Linked DNA regions of Homo sapiens: region 2 is linked to region 1. Evidence: read pairs that join two places in POLR2A ChIA-PET (ENCODE). Cell type or tissue: OCI-LY7. All regions are shown on one strand.

The links. ChIA-PET counts read pairs that join two places held together with the same protein. Peaks named below come from ENCODE experiments on the same cell type or tissue, not always from the same donor. Only the 100,000 strongest peaks of a DNase experiment are listed, where the experiment ranks them.
Region 2: POLR2A ChIA-PET joins it to region 1 with 5 read pairs; 2 of 35 experiments call an interaction of 5 or more read pairs at or near these places.

The regions. Positions count from the first base shown.
Region 1 is chr19:1,062,004-1,064,503 of GRCh38, reverse strand. It overlaps ABCA7 (ATP binding cassette subfamily A member 7), which reads right to left. Exons shown (of 47, transcript NM_019112.4): 42 at 2,191-2,332; 43 at 826-960; 44 at 641-744; 45 at 251-343. Among named protein-coding and RNA genes, the nearest start is that of ARHGAP45, 3.9 kb to the left of the region's middle. RefSeq lists enhancers at 481-1,333, 2,174-2,500. In OCI-LY7, no CTCF peak of the experiment used is centred here; DNase peaks (open chromatin) are centred at 1,373 and 1,663.
Region 2 is chr19:653,545-656,044 of GRCh38, reverse strand. All of the region lies in intron 1 of RNF126 (ring finger protein 126), which reads left to right. Among named protein-coding and RNA genes, the nearest start is that of RNF126, 8.4 kb to the left of the region's middle. In OCI-LY7, no CTCF peak of the experiment used is centred here; no DNase peak of the experiment used is centred here.

The DNA.
Region 1 (2,500 bases):
CCAACGCACACCTGATTGTGTCTTCTAAATCCACCCAGAGCCCCCGGCTCACGCCTCCTGGTCCTGCGCCCCCAGCACACCCCAGCCTGTCTCGCCCCCTCAGTCACCCCTGCAGGACAATCTAAAGCCTTGGCCATCTCTCCAGTTGGAGCCAAACTTTCCTCACCCGGCTCTACGTCTGGCCTCTCCCCTGAGCCTACCTACGTGCCCACCCTCACCCCACACCTGCCTGGAGGCCGCGCCGGCTCACCTGCCCTTGAGATGTTGCGGGCTGCCCAGGCAGCGGAACCGCCCATTCACCATGATGGCCAGGCGCGAGCAGAGCGCTTCACACTCCTCCATGCTGTCGGGACCCGGCACCACGAGCTCCGTGAGGCCGGGGCCACCTGTGCCTGGCGCCACACTGCCTGCTTCCCCCGGCCTGGGCCACCCTTCTGGTGTGGACATCTCCCCACTCTTCCCCAGACCGTTCTGATCCCGGCGCCGCGTCCCACCTCTGTGTGTCCTTACACCCCGGGGCCTGGCGCCCTCGCCCCACTAGGGCCAGGACCCCCCATCCCCTGTGGCCTTGTGCTTTGGGGCTCTCTCTCCAGGCCTGGATCACCTTAACCACAGCCCAGGGCATCAGAGCCCGGCCCACCTATGGGAGGTGAGCATCACTGAACGGCCCTCCCGCACCACGGCCAAAAGGCTGTTCCAAAGGAAGCGCCGCGCGCTGGGGTCCATGCCTGTGGTCGGCTCGTCCTGGGGAGCACGGAAGATCCCATAAGCAAGGCCCCGCCTCCGTCGCAGGCCCCACCCCACCCAGGCACCGCTCCCACGCACCAGAAACACCACGGCTGGGTCCCCAACCAGCGCCAGGGCCGTCGCCAGCTTGCGTTTGTTCCCTCCGCTGTAGGTGCCTGCAGGCCGGTCTGCGTACCATGAGAGTCCCAGACGCGCCAGGCCCGAGCCAGCGGTCTGTGGGGTGGGGCCAGAGTAGGCATGGGGACTCATATTGATGAGTATGGGGCAGGGCCACAGTGTGGCGGGGCCAGCATTGAGTGTGGAGCAGGGGCATAATGGGCATGGGGCAGGGCAAATGTGAGAATGGGACATAGTGTGGTGGGGGCAGCATGAGTATGGGGCGGGGCCATGGTGTGGGTGGAGCCAGCATGAGTATGGGGCGGGGCCATGGTGTGGGTGGAGCTGGGATGGGTGTGGGGCAGGGCCATAGTGTGGGTGGAGCCAGCATGAGTATGGGGCGGGGCCATGGTGTGGGTGGAGACAGCATGAGTATGGGGCGGGGCCACACTGGTGGAGCCAGCATGAGTATGGGGCGGGGCCATGGTGTGGGTGGAGCCAGCATGAGTATGGGGCGGGGCCACACTGGTGGAGCCAGCATGAGTATGCGGCGGGGCCATGGTGTGGGTAGAGCCAGCATGAGTATGGGGCAGGGCCATGGTGTGGGTGGAGACAGCATGAGTATGGGGTGGGGCCATGGTGTGGGTGGAGCCAGCATGAGTATGGGGCGGGGCCATGGTGTGGGTGGAGCCAGCATGAGTATGGGGCGGGGCCATGGTGTGGGTGGAGCCAGCATGAGTATGGGGCGGGGCCATGGTGTGGGTGGAGCCAGCATGAGTATGGGGTGGGGCCTTGGTATGGGTGGAGCTGGGATGGGTATGGAGCAGGGCCATGGTGTGGGTGGAGCCAACATGGGTATGAGGCAGGGCCAGAAAGGGCATGGGGTGGGACAGTGTGAGGGTGGGGCGGGCCAGGGCAAAGACAAGACCCCCAAGCAGATGGAAGAGGCAGTGAAACGGCTGCAAACTGGGAACGGCCAGAGTGAGAATGTGACCGTGACCCCAGCGAGAAAGGCGCGAAGCCCTAGGGGGTAGGCAGAAGAGGAGCAAGTGGGCAGGGCCACAGAAGGCAGAGTCAAGGAGAGAGGGGCAACGTGCAGCGGAAGGAAGGGTGGGTGGACCAATGAGAATGGTGGAACTTGGTGTTGCGGGGCAAAGAGGCGGGCTAGCCACATCCCTATTGGACCAGGATGGGGGACAGAGGTATAGGGGAAGGAAGCACGGTCTGGGGGCAGGGACAGGGATGGAGCCAAGGCGAGAGAGTGCGGGATTGGGCCAGGCTTTAGAGGCACGGCCTGGGTCGGGTGGGCCCTGGGAGGTGAGAGCGGTGGGGACAAAGTGGGCTCACCTGGGCAACCTGGGCCTCCGGGACACCGCGCAGGCGCGCAAGCAGCTCCAGGTGCTCGCGGCCCGTCAGCAGCTCAAAGATGGCATCGGATTGAGGGCAGTATCCCATGCTGAGGTGCGCAGCACTGGGTTCCCGGGCCACGCTGGGGATGGGGGCGCCGGGGGCTCAGAGAGCTGGCTAGTCCCTGACCATACTGGTGGCTAACACAGGGGTCTCAGGGCCCACCCATCCAGGGCCACGCTGATAAGGGACAGGGGTGTCTCAGGGCCTGGTCCGCGTGTGGGAGGTAGAGGTGCAGGGGTCTCAGAGA
Region 2 (2,500 bases), 410 kb after region 1:
TCCCCTCCCCCAGGCCCTGGTGCTCACACATCCCCTCTCTGTCTCTGTGGCTCGGCCTGTCCTGGACATTTCATAGACGTGGGATCACACGCTGCGTGGTCTTCTGTGTCTGGCATCTCTCACTGGACGTGATGTCCTCAAGATGCAATCCCCCCTCCCCCCCGCCGTGGCCTGGTCTGGGCCTTGCCCCTTTCCATGGTTGAGTCGTGCTCTGAGGTGCGGGTGGACACTGGAGCTGTTTGCATCTGCCGACGACGATGATGAACTGTGCTGCCGTGAACTCTCACCTGCCAGTTCTGGCCATGTGAACATTTGGTGGGCAGGTGTCTTCGTTTCTCTGGGGTCTGCGCCTGGAGTGAAAGTTCTAGCTCGTGGGTCATGGGGTAGTTCCATCTGGGGGACTTCTGGGCTCCCAGCAGGCCTGACGGGGTCTTGCATCTCGTCCTGGCTGGCCCTGGGAAGTGGCATCTCGCTGGGGCTGGCCGGCTGCGTTTACCCAGCGTGTTTTTGGAGGCATGTCCTGTACACGTCCTTTCCCCCCCCACTTTTCTTTTTTTTTGAGATGGAGTGTCACTCTGTCGCCCGGGCTAGAGTGCAGTGGCGCGATCTCGGCTCACTGCAAGCTCTGCCTCCCAGGTTCAAGCCGTTCTCCTGCCTCAGCCTCCCGACTTTGCCCGTTTTTAGTTGCGTTGTCTGTTTCTCTTTTTCTTTTTTTTTTTGGCAGGGTCTGGTTCTGTCACCCAGGCTAGCGCAGTGGTGGGACCACAGCTCACTGCGGTCTCGATCTCCTGGACTCAAGCCATTCTGCCTCCTGCCTCCCGCTCCTGCCTGTCTCCTCCCCCTCCTTAGTAGCTGGAGCTACAGACCCACCCCAGCATACCCAGCTAATTTGTTTTTTGTAGAAATGGGGTTTGGCCATGTTGGCTAGGCTGGTCTCAAGCTCCTGACCTCAAATGGTCTGCCCACCTTGGCTTCCCAAAGTACTGGGATCACAGGTGTGAGCTGCTGCACCTGGCCTGGGCTTTTTTTTCTTTCTTTCTTTCTTTCTTTTGAGTTGTAAGCACTTTTTTTTTTCCCGATACGGAGTCTCACTCTGTCGCCCAGGCTGGAGTTACAATGTCATGATCTCGGCTCGTTGCAGCCTCCGCCTCCTAGGTTCAAGCGATTCTCCTGTCTCAGCCTCCTGAGTAGCTGGGATTACAGGTACGTGCCACCACGCCTGGCTAACATTTGTATTTTTAGTAGAGACGGGGTTTCTCCATGTTGTCCAGGCTGGTCTCGAACTCCTGGCCTCAGGTGATTCGCCTGCCTCGGCCTCCCAAAGTGCCAGGATTACAGGTATGAGACACCGCGCCCGGCCAGCACTTTTTTTTTTTTTTTTTTTTTTTTTTTTTTTTTTTTTGAGACGGAGTCTTGCTCCCTCGCCCAGGCTGCAGTGCAATGGCACAATCTCAGCTCACTGCAACCTCCGCCTCCCGGGCTCAAGCAATTCTCCTGCCTCAGCCTCCCAAGTAGCTGGGATTACAGGCGCCCGCCACCACACCCGGCTAATTTTTGTATTTTTAGTAGAGACAGAGTTTCACCATGTTGGCCAGGCTGGTCTCCAACTCCTGATCTCAGATGATCCGCCCGCCTCGGCCTCCCGAAGTGCCAGGATTACAGGCCTGAGCCACCGCGCCCCCGGTGATGGCGGAGCGTGCCGAGAATTCGTGGGGCGTGGGCTGAAACGCATGTGGTGCCTCCCGGCCTCACCAGGAGCCGGGCCGCACTTTTTCTATATTGTAGATGGTGCCTCTTCACTCTCCCCTCACGGTGGGTTCATGTGCATCTGGCATCGTTTGCTCACCCTGGCCTTAGTCCCTCCCCACCCAGCCTGTGCTTCAGTGGCAGGAGCAGGTGAGGCAGGCACGGCGTGGTGTGGGCGGGGGCCCAGCTGTCGGCCCTCCCCTTGGGCACTGCACGCCAGACCCCCGCTTCTCCCCAGAGTCAGTGGGTGAGGCCGGGATCTTGCTTGCTGGAGAGGTCCCAGCCCCTGCCCCTGCGAAGACTGAACAGCCCCGGTGCAACCTGCATCCCCAGAGCCTGGGGTCGACCTTGGCTCCCCTCACAGCACTCCCCCATGCACGGTGGGAGCCTTGTCTCCTGTTTTTGTCTGTGTTACCTGGGGGTGGTCTTGGGACCCCCATGTGAGCCCCTGGCGTGATGACACGTGCCGTGTGAGGCCATTTTCACGTTGCTGCGATGGAGCACTTGAGACTGGGTCGTTCATAGAGAGCAGTTGATTTAGCTTCCAGTTTCCAGTTCTGCAGGCTGTGCGGGAAGTGTGTGTCGGCATCTGCCCAGCCCCTGGTGAGGCCGGGAGGCACCATGCACGTTTCAGCCCAGGCCCCACGAATGCTCGGCACGCTCCGCCATCACCAGGGGCCCAGCCATCCATGAGGAGTCCGCCCTGTGAGCCAGTGTCTCCAGCAGGCCCTTCAGCCCTGGGGATCCCGTTGCA